2 separate regions of the Homo sapiens genome follow, and region 2 is linked to region 1. Evidence: read pairs that join two places in POLR2A ChIA-PET (ENCODE). Cell type or tissue: MCF 10A. All regions are shown on one strand.

Region 1 (8,000 bases):
AAATCAACAAGATAGCTTGGTTATTTGCAACATATTGGACATCTGGATTTGCTTCATTTCAGAGTTCCATATATCTAGTCTCATGAGCTGTATTACATTATATTTTCCAAAGATTGGTAATGGAATAATTTTGCCTTGTCCAGGATAAAAGATGTAGTGCTTGGCCAGGCAGGAGTATGTCTGGGTGAGAGCAAACTATACTTAGATGAAAGGGTAAGATTTCTAGTAAGAGCAGATGTAGGTACTTGTCTGTGGAAAAAGATATTTTATCTTTTAAAAACTCTTTTTACATAAGTTTAAAAAGTTACATTTCCATGATTTACATTCTTTCATGAGTTTTAGTGATTAGAAAAGTTTTAGTGATTAGAAAAAAACCAAACTAATTCTATGTAATCAATTTTTACTCTAGCTTTAAGAATAACAATACACTACTAGTTCTTCTAATTAAGAGAAACTTAGAATTCAAAAAAAATTGTCCTAGAAGGGTAAAATTATACAAAACCACATCTATCTATCTATCTATCTATCTATCTATCTATCTATCTATCTATCTATCTATCTCCATCCTAATCTGGTAGTGAAGAGTTTTAAGTAGTTTTCTGATAATAATATAGTATCTATGTTAAGCCCAGAGAAAGAAATCCTTGTGCCACAAACACTAATTAGGGTCATAGTAAGAAAGGGGTGAATATATTCATACTTGAATTTGTGAAAAAATCATATTAGTAAAATGATAAATCAGTATGTACACTGCTGCTTAATATTAAGTAAAACATTTTCTGGATTTTGAACTTTTCAAGTTTTCTGGATTTATACTACAGCGGCTCATGATTTACTATAATTGTACCTTCTTCACACACTTTGTAGCATTTAAAGGACTGAAAAGGTTATACTCATGTCTATGTTTCATCAAGAAAAACAGTATACCATCCAAAAGACCAGAGACAGAATACTGTTGGGTTTACTTTAGGGTCCTGTCTTACAGAGATATCTTTTAAAAACGAAAGACCTAAAATGTTCATATTAATTATTAGCCTAATTCAGGCAAGTATACTTATCAACCGAGATGAAGACTACAACATCACATTAAGAGTGCAGAATGTGTGTTGTGTGTGTATGAGTATTTTTAAGGAAGGCAAGCAGACAAAACAGACAGACAGACATTCTTCCACTCTAGACGGCTCCCTCAGAACTGATAAAACATTCCTAAAGACTGGAGTTGTTTGGACAACATCTGTAATGTCAATTCATAGCCTAATCCATCATCTATACACAGAAGTCAAGTGAGATCCCAAAGGCAAAATTTCCAATTAGTTTTGTCTGGAAAGTTTAGGGCAAAGGTAATAAAATCAAGAATCCTGTGCTGATTCACTGGGAAAACATTTATTTGCCATACTTCTTCACTAAGGAACAAAAGCAGTCAGTGGTTAGTCTGGAATGTGATTCATTAGGAATATCTGGGTGATAAATAAACAAAAAAAGATGAAAAATGGTTGTTTGTATGACTTGCAAAACCTTTGTTTTCTTTCAGGGGACTTCAGAAACCCTTTTGCAAACACAGGAATTCTCTTCAGAATTTTTTTAATCATTGTTTTTCTCATTAGAGTCAGAAAACAAGGTTATGGTCTACAGCAAATAATTCTAGAAGGCTAGAGTGTAAAATATCGATTCCCAATGGGCACTGACAAGTTTAACCAGTGTTTATATTCTTTTTGTGAAGAAGGTCCCAAGTTATGCCTCTGGTCTCTACAAAATGCAGTACAGGCTGGGAACAGTGTCTCATGCTTGAAATCCTAACACTTTGAGAGGCCGAGGCAGCAGGATCACTTGAGCCCAGGAGTTCGAGACTAGCTCGGACAACACAGTGAGATTCCGTCTCTACTAAGAAAAAATATTAGCCCAGTGTGGTGGCATATGCCTGTAGTCCCAGCTACTTGGGAGGCTGAGATGGGAGGACCACTCGAGCCCAGGAGTTCAAGGTTGCAGTGAGCTATGATCATGCCACTGCACTCCAGCCTGAGCGACAGAGCAAGACCCTGTCTCAAAAAAAAAAAAAACCAAAAACCAAAACAAAAAACAAAGAAACAAACTGTCAAAAAGCAGTAACCGGGGCATGCATTAATGTGGATTTCAGTTTTCTAAATCTGTTGGTAAATTACTGTTGGTAACTTCTATCTCTTCCTTTGTTTAACAAAAAGCCTAATAATGCTTGTTACCTAGGTCACAGGGTAGAAATATGAGATTATACTATAAAAGTGCAAATATAAAATTGCTGGCCAAAACAAAAGAAATATGAACTCTATAGTATTAGTTCATGCTCCAAGTTATAAGGTACTGTCTTTGAAGCTATTTTTATTATATTGAATTAATCCATATTAAAAGGCATGTTTGGCCAGGTGTGGTGGCTCACGCCTGTAATCCCAGCAGTTTGGGAGGCTGAGGCGGGCAGATCACTTGAGGTCAGGAGTTCGAGACCAGCCTGGCCAACATTGTGAAACTCCTGTCTCTACTAAAAATACAAAAAATTAGCCGGGTGTGGTGGCGCATGCTTGTAGTCCCAACTATTCGGGAGGGTGAGGCAGGAGAATCGCTTGAACGTGGGAGATGGAGTTTGCCGTGAGCCAAGATCGCGCCATTGCACTCCAGCCTGGGAGACAGAGTGAGTCTCCGTCTAAAAAAAAAAGAAAAAGAAAAAGAAAAAGAAGGCATGTTTCACCTTTGTTCTCTAGACCCAAGCAACTTTTGATCATACAGTTGACTTAAGTATTCAAGAGAAATGAACTACATATTTATGAGAGCTGTTAAAAAAGGGCGGGGGGGGCTAGTATAAATTGTTTAAAATGTATGCTCAACAACAAATTTAAGCTAAACTAAATTTTCTTGGCTTTCATTTAAGCATACATTAATAAACTTAAGGGCAGGAAGTTACCCAGTCTGTGCATACCCCTTTTCCTTGGCAAAAACCCAGCCTGATGTCCTGAAGACCTTGGTTTCTTCTTTTGATGTGGTGATGCTCAGCAGAGTTAATATATGAGTCATTCCTTAGGGAAAGACAGGGAGAAGAGCTTTCATGCCTTCATCAAACAAAAGGCAAATAGATTTTTTTCTAAGAAGGGTCTGTTGGTCTTCCTGAAACAGCACTGAGTCACTGCATGCTTATAGCCATAGTTATAAGCATCTGGTATCAAGTCACACCACAGCCTTAACTTTTGGTAATTTCTTTTTTGTCTTAAAAGGAGGATAGACAAATGAGCAATAAAGCAATAGTCAGAAGTCAAGCTGAATTGATAGGGAAGAAGCTGGCTAACAATTTTTTAAAAAAAGAATGATTCCACTTTATGGTATTAACTACTACAATATTTCACTTACTGAAACTATTTCACTATTTTATTTCAACCCATATGAATGCAGTTTTCCAAATAATATTTACTTTTAGCAATAGCCAAGAGTCAAAAAGTATCAGAAATGTCTATACTAAGGAAAAAACAGCTTTTAAAAAGTGCAGAATACTATACAGTACTTCCTCCTTAGGGTGCCATATACAGAGGAGGTCATAAATATGAAAAAGCAATTAAGATGTCAGATTTTTTAAATGTATAATTTTTTTTGTTTTCTTTTTAGTCATCAATTGACCTGTACTTCAGGGTAAATGTACAATTTTTAACACATATTTTAATAATGAAATAATCCCAAACTTTAAAGCAGAAACAGGCTCTGAATCTTACACAGGGGCACGTATCTCACAATTTTCTTTGTATCTAATTTATAACAAAAAGTACTTTTTTTCTATAAAAATGGTCATATGAAACAAAATGGCTCACAGATATCATTCAAAGGATAACACCTTGATGTTACAGCTTCTAATAAAACCTGATCTATTCTACAATGTAACTGAATAGTTCCCAACTTTTCTACTTCCAAACTGCTTCTAGAAAGTAAAACTAACACTTTAAACATGAGAAAATCCAATGGTTAAAATATATGGCAAACAGAAAAATTGTAAAATATATTCAGCCTTCTACTTATAGCTAAATATTTGGGTATGTTTTTAAATTATAAAATGATTGTCGATCGTTTTTCTTCTCTTTACAGTTCTTTGTCTAGAAGCTGGGCTTAACTGAAAGGGATATGGGGCTTTGTGAAGTCTTTTGCCAGGAAACTGCTCCACCTAGTGTCAAAAATTGTACATACATCACATTATATAGGAGAGTAAATTGTAGCCCATGGACTCCTTTGCTATTAAGAACAGGCTTTATAAATCCTTAATGTTACATACAGTTTACAAATGGTTCTTTAATCATCTTTTTGTCTTGTAACTTGATGAATCATAATGTACATGCATATAAGGAGCATGTCCAGAATACATTTCTCATAATCAAGTACCAAAGTTCCTGTTTTTGTTAACCTGGTTAATTACAGAATTATGAATCATATTTCTATTAGTGGGAAATAATTACAAGGTGGCTAATGAAATAACCCCATCACTTCTCCTAATTGTGTACAACATCTAAACTTTTTTTTTTTTCTTGAGACAGGGTCTCATTCTGTCGCCCAGGCTAGAGTGCAGTGGCGCGATCATAACCTCCCTGGGCTCAAGTGATTTTCCAACCTTGGCCTCAACCTCCACCTGAGTAGCTGGGACTACAGGAGCATGCCACTACACCTGGCTAATTAAAAAATTTTTTTCGTAGAGACGGGGTCCCACTAGGTTGCCCAGGCTGGTATGGTCTTGAACTCCCGGCCTCAAGTGATCCTCCTGCCTTGGCCTCCCAAAGTGCTGGGAATACAGGTGCGAGCCACTGCACCTGGCCTAAGCTTTTTAGAAATAAATTTTATTGTGCATAATTGAGGCTTACAATATGTTGTTATAGTATACATACAGATAACAAAATGGTTATACTATAGTAAAGCAAATTAACATGTTTATCATCTTACATAGTTACTTTTTAAAAATAAGAACAGCTAAAAATCTACTTAACAAAAATCCCTAATCCATTGTAATTTTACAACAGTGGTACCTTAGATCTTTAGACCTGTTCATCCTACACATGACATCTAAACTTAATCCATAAGTTATTTATTCCTCAAAATGGTTGCAATCTTGTAAAATCTGGTATTTAAGAGGAATTGAACATACCAGTGGTTACATGAAACTGGAACCAAATCTTCCTGTCATCAGACAGCTCATTTAGAAGAAATTCTTCTGCTTTTCCCTTCAAAAAAGCTTTTTCTTTTTACTCTTAATTTTTTTTATACAACTCATATATGCACAACTATATTCTTTTCTAAAGCATCATGTGAAACCTGTTATTTCTTGATCAAGAAGAGAGAAATGATAGTACTTATTTGGCAAATGGGTGAACCAAATACACAGATGTCATACAAAAATCCTTAGAAGACAGCTAGCTCTCTCATTAAGGCTCCCAGGCTCACTATGTCTCTTCCGGTGTACTACTGTCATTCAATGAGTTGGAGCAGGGGTTAACAAACTACAAACTGCAGACCAAATCCAGCCTGCTACCTGTTTTTATGAATAAAGTTTTACCAGAAAACGGCCGCATTCACTCATTTATGTACTGTCTATAATTGCTTTCTCGTTACAGTGACAGATCTGAGTAGTTGCACAGAGACTGGATAGCCCACGATGTGTAAATAGCTACGGATCTGATCCTTTACAGAAAAAGTGAGGCCGGATACAGTGGCTCATGCCTGTAATCCCGGCACTTTAGGAGGCTGAGGCGAGAGGATCTCTTGAACCGAGGAGTTTGAGACCAGCCTGGGCAACATGGAGAGACCCCGTTTCTACCCCTAAAAAAAACCCAGCTGGTGTAGTGGTGCACACCTGTAGTCCCAGCTACCTGGGAGGCTGAGGTGGGAAGATCTCTTGAGCCCAGGAGGCTGAGGCTACAGCGGGCCATATTCATGCCACTGTACTCCAGCCTGGCAACAGAGAGAAACCCTGTCTCAAAAAAGAAACGAAGATAAAAGAAAATGAAAAAGAGAAGGTATGCTCTGTAGCCCTAGGTTAGACTTTTTTTTTTTTTTTTTTTTTTTTGAGACGGAGTTTTGCTCTTGTTGCCCAGGCTGGAGTGCAATGGCGCAATCTCGGCTCACTGCAACCTCTGCCTCCCCCGTTCAAACAATTATCTCACCTCAGCCTCCCAAGTAGCTGGGATTACAGGCGCCCCCCCCACCACGCCCAGCTAATTTTTGTATTTTTAGCAGAGACAGGGTTTCACCATGTTGGCCAGGCTGGTCTCAAACTCCTGACCTCAGGTGATCCACCCACCGCAGCCTCCCAAAGTGCTGGGATCACAGGCATGAGCCACCGAGCCCGGTCTAGACCATTATTAAGATAGAAATTTTGACTCACAAAAACTGGCTGCATAGAGATGAACCAAAGAGGTCAACAGCAGCTATGTTCTCTTTATGCAAACATTGACTTACTATTCTTACTCTGGATATAATTTCCGCTACATGAGAGAATAAATAAGCATTCCTGATCGCTCATGTACTGGATCTTCTAAAAGGTAACCTGAATGCTTGCTAAGACTAAAATAAATCTGTCAATGGATTTTGGGGAATTAATATGCAATAAAAGAGTGCTTAAAAGGTGCTACCTGGCCGATCACGAGGTCAGGAGATCAAGACCATCCTGGCTAACACGGTGAAACCCTGTCTCTACTGAAAATACAAAAAATTAGCCAGGCATGGTGGTGGGCGCCTGTAGTCCCAGCTACTCGGGAGGCTGAGGCAGGGGAATGGCGTGAACCCAGGAGGCGGGGTTTGCAGTGAGCTAAGATTGCACCACTGTACTCCAGCCTGGGTGACAGAGCTAGACTCTGTCTCCAAAAAAAAAAAAAAAAAAAAAAAGGTGCTATCTTGGAAAAATCTGCCAGCCCCAGAAGCTTCTTTGCACCTAATCTACATACAAACTCAAATAAGGTAAATGAATGAAATTTGTAACTTGCACTACTTGCTAGGCAAAATTTGTTCAAGGTAGATATCAAATGAATGAACAAAAATATGCCTGCATAAGAACTAAAAACAGAGGAAATGCAGTTTACAAATGCTATTAATTTCTAATTTATTTAATATTCTTTATTTCAAAGTACAATATACCTCACTATAAAGATAAACCAGAGACAAGCATATTAGCATATGTTGAATAAAATTATTTTAAAAATCACTCATTGTGGGCTGGGCGTGGTGGCTCATGCCTGTAATCCCAGCACTTTGGGAGGCCGAGGTGGGTGGATCACCTGAGGTCAGGAGGTCGAGGCCAGCCTGGCCAACATGGTGAAACCCCATTTCTACTAAAAATACAAAAATTAGCCGGGTGTGGTGGTGGACACCTATAATCTCAGCTACTTGGGAGTGTGAGGCAGGAGAATCACCTGAACCCAGGAGGCAGAGGTTGCAGTGAGCCGAGTTCGCACCACTGCACTACAGCCTGGGCAACAAGAGCAAAACTCTATCTCAAAAAAAAAAAAAAAATTATTCATTGTGCCTATTTTTTGTCTAAATTTAAGTAAATTGAATGCAAAGAGCATAATAAAATGTTTACACAGCAAGAAGTACATGCACTTATTTGCTGGAGAAATAAAACGATTTACTAATATTTAATATAAAACTGTTATGCAAATTAAGAAAAAGCTATATATAGATTAGGTCATTTTTCATCAACTGTCACAAATAAGACTCAGATGTTAGGAACAGACTGTTTTGCCAATAAAAGAAGTCGAATTATTTTATCTCTCATAGGCTTTGCAAAGATTCTATTTTACATTAATATATTCAACATATATTTGTTGAGCACCTATTGAGTACTAGGCTCTGTTCTAGACAGTTGGAATACAACAGTAAGTTAAGTAGAGATCATGTAAAACCTAGGATGATTTTACTTTCCTCCAGACTAGTTTGCTTCTAGTGGGTAGACGGGCTGGGCCACTCACAGTTCTAAGAAGATAATAAGATTATTTTAACTTGAGGCAGGGCAT
Region 2 (8,000 bases), 160 kb before region 1:
TCTGTAATCTCAACACTTTGGGAGGCCGAGGAGAGCGGCTCACCTGAGGTCAGGAGTTTGAGACCAGCCTGGCCAACATGGTGAAACCTCGTCTCTACTACAATTACAAAAATTAGGCAGGCGTGGTAGGAGGCACCTGTAATCCCAGCTACTTGTGGGGCTGAGGCAGGAGAATCGCTTGAACCCAGGAGGTGGAGGTTGCAGTGAGCCAAAATTGCACCACTGCACTCCAGCCTGGGCAACAGAGTGAGACTGCTTCTCAAAAAAAAAAAAAAAAAATGCCCTTATTCTTAGGAGATGTATAGATGAAATTAGGGGTGAAGTGCTATGAAATCTGCAGTTAACTCTCAAATTGTACATGAGGAAAATTTATTAACTAAAATTTATTAACTAAAGGGCTTAGGGCCAAAAAACAGGCATTGTAGGAATCAAGTAAGTCAAAAGTGAGAAAGTTATTGTTCTATGAAACCGCAATATTTCAGAGGTGGAGAACACCTTTGGCCAAAGGTTCTAAAATGTACAGTGGGAGGTGAACTAATGCCGTAGGCAATAGTATTTTGCTTCCATGGTATATTTTTGCTGCAACTGGTAGGGTCGGGTGATGGCTGTTGATAGTCTTTTCCTCACTATTCCACTCTAAGCAAATACCTGAATGGTACCATTCCTATAAGAAGTAAACAGTCCCAGGAGAACTAATAAATCCAGACAGAATGTCCAGATTGAAACAACTCACTTAAGGGGATACCTGGTTCTACTCTGATTTCATCTTAAAGTCTGGGGGAAGAGGTATACACTTACCACACACTCAGGTCAGAGGGGTTAGTACTCTGCCTCCAGGATAATTAAAATCAGAAGGAAGGAACTCAAAGGGAGCCTATAGTCATCTTACTTGGGGATTTAGAAATGAAAGCCCTGAACTTAACCCTAATGACATCTTTATTTTCATTATTTTTGCTATGAGCTTGCTTTCAAGGACAAGGAAGGAGACAGTATCAGATCCTCTAGCCAGGATTAAGAAAAGAACCCCAAGAATGGGAAACAATGGCAACCAAGCAAAAGCAGAGGCAAACAGCTTAGGTCCTGGATCCCTGGGCCCCAGAATGAGGCCTGACACTTAGCAGTAATTAAGTCTATGGATTTCCCAATATACCACCCCACCCACCATGAGTGGGGAAAAAAAACAAGCACTCTTTTTTTCACTAGATACCTGTGCCAAAAACATACTTCACCCAAGATCTAATTATGCCTAATATGGTCAGGCCTGATTATCCGACATAAATAACACATCACAAGGAATGAATCAGTTAAGAATCTTGACCAGAGGCTGGGCGCAGTGGCTCACGCCCATAATTCCAGCACTTTAGGGGGCTGAGGTGGGCGGTCACTTGAGGTCAGGAGTTTGAGACCAGCCTGGCCAACATGGTGAAACCCTGTCTCTACCAAAAGTACAAAAATTAGCCAGGCGTGGTGGTACACACCTGTAGTCCCAGCTATTTGGGAGGCTGAGGCCCTAGAATCACTGGAACCCAAGAGGCAAAGGTTGCAGTGAGCTGAGAACGCTCCACTGCACTCCAGCCTGGGTGATGTAGTGAGACTCTGTTTCAAATAAAAGAAGAAATCTTGACCAGTACTTCTTTTCACATTTCTGGGACAAGCACTATTATGCTGCCTTCAATTCTATACCTAACATGTTTTACAGATTAAAAAATCATTAATCTAAAACAATTCCAACAGGAAAGTCAAATAGCTGATATCAATGTCAACCCACTGAAGAAGAAACTGATGTGAAGAATAGCTAGATGGCTTTTTAAAGACAATTACCAATAAAATTGTGGTCACAGTATTTGTTCCTCAGCTTTCAAACTGAGGAGTCATTTATACTGCTTAAATAAAAATCAGCAAGAAGGACCAAAGTTTTACAAGTCTTATAATTTTTTTAAAAAGTCACTTTGATTGTCTTTAAAGTAGTTCTCCACTGGAACTTTTGTTTTAAGACAGTGGAGGCCGGGCGCAGTGACTCATGCCTGTAATCCTAGCACTTTGGGAGGCCAAGAAGGGTGGATCACCTGCGGTCAGGAGTTCGAGACCAGCCTGGCCAACATGGCAAAGCCCTGTCTCTACTAAAAATACAAAAATTAGCTGGGTGTGGTGGCGGGCACCTGTAATCCCAGCTACTCAGGAGGTTGAGGCAGAAGAATCACTTGAACCCAGGAAAAAAAAAAAAGACAGTGGAATCTTTTCAGTAATCAATCCCAAACAAGAATAAGAAAACAAACACACACATAATCCATCAGTAAAACTAGAAGACATGTGGAATCCCACACCTGAAAAGACAGAGTGGGGATAAAGCAATGGTCCATGATGTAGCAGAGTGGGGTAAGATCAAACCTAAGTGCCTGCAAAGGGGAATACACAAAAGAAGTTGAATCTATCTATAGAACCCCAGCAAGGTTCAAACATTAGAGGAAAAATTAGAAGGAAGGGAAAAAATTAAAGGAACTGAAGACTGTAGAAGGCAGAAGGTGGAGTGCTAAAAACAGGGAGATCATCTACAAGTCTGTGTAAGGAACAGACAGACCAAAAAGGCTCCCATCTCCATACTAAGTCGAAGAACTAACCCTAGGAGAGTTAAATTCCCCGGGACAAAAAAAAAAAGTGAAAGATTAGATCCACAGAGTAAAGTACTAATGTAAAAACTCGAGTTTAGTGAAAGTCCGCGTGTTGAGAGGTAAGATCTCCATCTTCTCTCACTCAGCTCCAGAATGCTTTTTCCAGGCAAATGAATGGCAGAACTTTCTTAGCACCAACTGATCCTCCCCAGAAAAAAAAAGATCTACAGACAATATTTACTTATTTATTTATTTGAGATGGAGTCTCGCTCTTGTTGTCCAAGCTAGAGCACAATGGTGCAATCTTGGCTCACTGCAACCTCCACCTCCCAGGCTCAAGCGATTCTCCTGCCTCAGCGCCCCCAAACCAGCTGGCCAGGCTGGTTTTGAACTCCTGACCTCAGGTGATCAACCTGCCTCAGCCTCCGAAAGTGCTGGGATTACAGGCGTGAGCCACCACACCCAGCCCTACAGACACTATTATTTGAAGTTGTTGATCAAGTGCCAGCTAACCACTTGACTACCCTGCAGAGAAGCTTACACACACAGAACTTCTGATCAGCTTTTCAGAGTTCTACTCTTAAATATGAATAATCAGGCCAGGCGCAGTGGATGGGTTATTGAGGCCTAGGTGGACAGATCACTTGAGGTCAGGAGTTCGAGATCAGGCTGACAACATGGCGAAACCCTGTCACTACTAAAAATGCAAAAATTAGCCAGGCAGGGTGGCACATGCCTGTTATCCCAGCTACTTGGGTGGCTGAGGCACAAGAATCGCTTGAACCCAGGAGGTGGAAATTGCAGTGAGCCGAGACTGTGCCACTGCACTCCAGCCTAGACGACAGAGCAAGACTCCAACTCAAAAAAAAAAAAAAAAAAAAGAATAATCAGTGAATGACACCAGACATCTAAAGAAGGCCTCTAACATGGAACAAAGTGACTAAAACTGACTAAATCAAAGTCAAAGAAAACAGAAAGTCAAAAAAGAACATGCGTAAAACAAAAGAACATTTCAAATAATTATAATTAAACTCTCAGAGAGGCTGGGCGTGGTGGCTCACACCTGTAATCCCAGCACTTTGGGATGCCGAGGTGGACGTTTTGCCTGAGGTCAGGAGTTCAAGACCAGTCTGGCCAACATGATGAAACCCGATATCTGCTAAAAATACAAAAATTAGCCAGGTGTGGTAGCGGGCACCTGTAATCCCAGCTACTCAGGAGGCTGAGGCAGGAGAATCGCTTGAACGCAGGAGGCAGGGGTTGCAGTGAGCCAAGATCGCACCACTGCACTCAAACCTGCACGACAGAGTGAGACTCTTGTCTCAAAAAAATAATAATAAACATTAAAAAAAAATAAAACTCTCAGAGGGGTAAGAGAAGATATTATACTCATTAAACAGGTTGCTATAAAACAAAAACAACAGAAAGAATTCTGGAGAATCACAAATACAACAGCTTTAAAAAAAAATTTAGTCAAATGGCTGGGCACAGTGGCTTACGCCTGTAATCCCAGCACTTCAGGAGGCCAAGGCGGGCGGATCACCTAAGTCAGGAGTTCGAAACCAGCCTGACCAACATGGAGGAACCCTGTCTCTTCTAAAAATACAAAATTAGCCGGGCATGGTGGCACATGCCTGTAATCCCAGCTACTCGGGAGGCTGAGGCAGGGGAATCGCTTGAACCCAGGAGGCGGAGGTTGCGGTGAGCCAAGATTGCGCCATTGCACTCCAGCCTGGGCAACAAGAGCAAAACTCCATCTCAAAAAAAAATTGAGTAGAAGAAAGTAAACAAGACAAAGAAATGGAAACGTGGAAAAGATAAGAAAAATTAGATGATCGGTCCAGGAGATCCAACATCCAACTAATTGCAATTCCAAGAAGAGAAAACAGTGGGAAGGAAATTACCAAATAAATCACATAAGAAAATTTCCTAGAACTGAAAGACTAAAGCTTTAAGATTAAAAGAATAAAAATAGGCTGGGCACAGTGGCACATGCCTGTAATCCCAACACTTTGGGAGCCAAAACAGAACAACTGCTTGAGGCCAGGAGTTCCAGGCCAGCCGGGGAAACACAGGAAGACCTTGTCTCTACGAAACATTTTAAAAATGAACTGGGCGTGGTGGCATGCATCTGCAGTCCTAGCTACTCAGAAGTTGTGGCAGGAGGATCGCTTGAGCCCAGGAGTTACAGGTTACAGTGAAGTATGATCACACCACCACACTCCAGCCTGGGAAACAGAGTGAGACCCTGTCTCTTAAAAATAAATAAATTAATTAATTTAATTAAATAGGCCGGGCGCAGTGGGCCATACCTGTAATCCAATCCCAGCACTTTGGGTGGCCGAGGCGGGTGGATCACTTGAGCCCAGGAGTTCAACACCAGCCTGGGCAACATGGTGAGTGCCCATCTCTACATTTTTTTTTATTAGCCAGGCCTGGTGGTGCGTGTCTGTGGTCCCAGCTACTCAGGAGACTGAGGTGGGAGGATAGCTTGAGCCCAGGAATTTGAGGTTGCACTGAGCTATAATTGTGTCACCGCACTCCTGTCTAGGTGACAGGGCGAGACCCTATCTCAAAAACTAACTAAATAAAAATAATAATCAAAGTCAAAGCAACACACATCACTATAAAAACTTAGATCAGAAATAAAGAGAAAATCTTAAATATTTCCACAGAAAAAATAGGCCATGTGTAAACGACTGGGAATCAGAATGCCAAAGCACTTCAACAGAAACTCTCAAGAATAGAAGAAAACTGAGCAAAATTCTAAGTGAAAATAATTTTCAACTCCAATAACATAAACAATCAAGTAAATAAAAATGTAAAGAAATTCTCAAATATGCAATATGGATATATTTTTATTATAAATGTATCTTTATATACCTTGTCTGAGGGAGCCACTAGTATAGTGTCACCAAAACAAGGACATAAACTAAGAAAAAGGGAAAAAATGAAGATATGGGATCCAGGAAACAAAAGATCCAACACTGAAGGAGCCAAGAGGATTCCAGGGTTGTGGTGAAGAAAGAGTCCAGTCATAACAGTTGTGACTAAAGAGCTACCACTCCAGATGGGAACAGGTGGATAGAAAGTTCCTAAGATATGCCTCTGGGAAATAAATGGAACTGATAGATTATCTTATAAGCCTGATCAAAGAACATTAGACTGAAAGGTGTTTTACAAAGTTGTTGGAAGACATCAGAGGACAATAGTAGATTCAAAGAAAGCAAAACAAAATGAGAGGATGAGGATAAAGGAGGGTGAAGTAAACAAGAAACAAATCCTTAACTCGCATAAAAGAAAGTTAATACTGCCAGGCTCGGTGGCTCACGCCTGTAATCCCAACACTTTGGGAGGTCAAGGCGGGCCGATCCCCCGAGGTCAGGAGTTCGACACCAGCATGCCAATATGGCGAAACCGCATCTCTACTAAAAATACAAAAATTAGCCGGGTGTGGTGGTGGGCGCCTGTAATCCCAGACACTCAGGAAGCTGAAGCAGAGGAATCGCTTTAACCTGGGAGGTGGAGGTTGCAGTGAGCTGAGATCACGCCACTGCACTCCAGCCTGGGCAACAGAGTGAGGCTCCGTCTAAAAAAAAAAATTGAAAACTGCTGAATTAAAAAGATAGCAGTTGGCTGGGCATGGTGGCTCATGCCTGTAATCCCAGCACTTTGGGAGGCCAAGGCGGGCAGATCACCTGAGTTCGAGACCAGCCTAACCAACATGGAGAAACCCCATCTCTACTAAAAATACAAAATTAGCCGGGCGTGGTGGCACATGCCTGTAATCCCAGCTACTAGGGAGGCTGAGGCAGGAGAATCACTTGAACCTGGGAGGCGGAGGTTGTGGTGAGCCGAGATCACTCCACTGCACTCCAGCCTGGGCAACAAGAGCAAAACTCTGTCACAATAAAAAAAAAAAAAAAAAAAAAAAAGATAGCAGTAGGCCAGGCGCAGTGGCTCGTGCCTGTAATCCCAGCAGTTTGGGAGGCCGAGGCAGATGGATCACCTGAGGTCAGGAGTTCGAGACCAGCCTGGCCAATATGGTGAAACCCCGTCTACACTAAAAATCCAAAAATTAGCCAGGCGTGGTGGTAGGCGCCTGTAATCCCAGCTATTAGGGAGGCTAGGGCAGGAGAATCACTTGAACCTGGGAGACAGAGGTTGCAGTGAGCTGAGATTGTACAACTGCACTCCAGCCTGGACAACAGAGTGAGAGTTCATCTCAAAAAAAAAGAGATGGCAGTACATGCTTATTACTTAGAAATAAGGAGATCAGAAACAGTGAAGAGTTACCTCAGCAAAGAATTGCAAGAGCTCTCTTTTCCACACTCACCAAGCAGAAATAAAAATAGGAATAACAGTAATGAAACATACCTCACATTCTAAAAAGTATTGCAACTGTGTTAGAAATACATTTTTTGCCGGGTGCGGTGGCTCATGCCTGTAATCCCTGCACTTTGGGATGCCGAGGCAGGTGGATCACTGAGGTCAGGAGATCAAGACCATCCTGGCCAATATGGTGAAACCCCGTTTCTATCAAAAATACAAAAAAGTAGCTGGGCGTGGCAGCATGCACCTGTAGTCCCAGCTACTCGGGAGGCTGAGGCAGGAGAATTACCTGAACCCGGGAGGTGGAGGTTGCAGTGAGCCGACATCGCACCACCGCACTCCAGCCTGGGCGACAGAGCGCGACTACGTCTCAAAAAAAAAAAAAAGAAAAGAAAATAAATACATTTTTTCTGTAAGAGACTGGGTCTTACTACATTGCTCAGGCTACCCTTGAACTCCTAAGTTCAAGCAATCCTCCTGACTCAGTCTCCCAAGTAGCTGGGACCACAGGTGTGCACCACTGTACCTGGCTTGAGATACATTTTTTTGACTGCAAATTTTAGGCCAAAATGTTACAACAATTAAAAATATGATATGATTGCTTCCCAGCCTTTTGGCTGAGATCAAGTGTAAAAATATGGTGTGTGAGGACTAAAAAGGGGGAGTGGAAATCACCTTTTTAAGCACCTTCATGGCAAATATTTTCCCAGTATTTGCTCCTGTTACTTTTCGTACTTGAAAAACCTGGATTAAAAAAAAGTGTGTGTTATTCAAAGGCAAACTATGTCAGGCATACTCCCTTAATTCCTAGTTATAAGAAACATATGCCACAGCAGTTTATATTATAAAAACTATGTGCAAAAATGATCAGCTAAAAGAACAGACCACATTAATGATCATGACTTTCCTGTTTGTTCTGCTGCCATCTGGTGGTAATGTTGGACAATGACCATCTAATAATAAACACTGTTACTTTATATTAATATATAAAATCCTACTTAGAACAAGCTATAAACAGTGTTCCCAGAGGCATAATACCACCTTAAAAATTATAAAATA

What was found. ChIA-PET counts read pairs that join two places held together with the same protein. Peaks named below come from ENCODE experiments on the same cell type or tissue, not always from the same donor. Only the 100,000 strongest peaks of a DNase experiment are listed, where the experiment ranks them.
Region 2: POLR2A ChIA-PET joins it to region 1 with 10 read pairs; 5 of 35 experiments call an interaction of 5 or more read pairs at or near these places.

The regions. Positions count from the first base shown.
Region 1 is chr17:59,749,800-59,757,799 of GRCh38, reverse strand. The region is part of intron 5 of VMP1 (vacuole membrane protein 1); the gene reads right to left. Among named protein-coding and RNA genes, the nearest start is that of VMP1, 46 kb to the right of the region's middle. RefSeq lists enhancers at 2,705-3,547, 2,391-3,590. In MCF 10A, a CTCF peak has its summit at 4,162 (motif pointing left); DNase peaks (open chromatin) are centred at 1,269, 3,009 and 4,139.
Region 2 is chr17:59,914,320-59,922,319 of GRCh38, reverse strand. RPS6KB1 (ribosomal protein S6 kinase B1) reads right to left here. Exons shown (of 15, transcript NM_003161.4): 4 at 7,617-7,685. Among named protein-coding and RNA genes, the nearest start is that of RPS6KB1, 25 kb to the right of the region's middle. In MCF 10A, a CTCF peak has its summit at 7,872 (motif pointing left); a DNase peak (open chromatin) is centred at 7,869.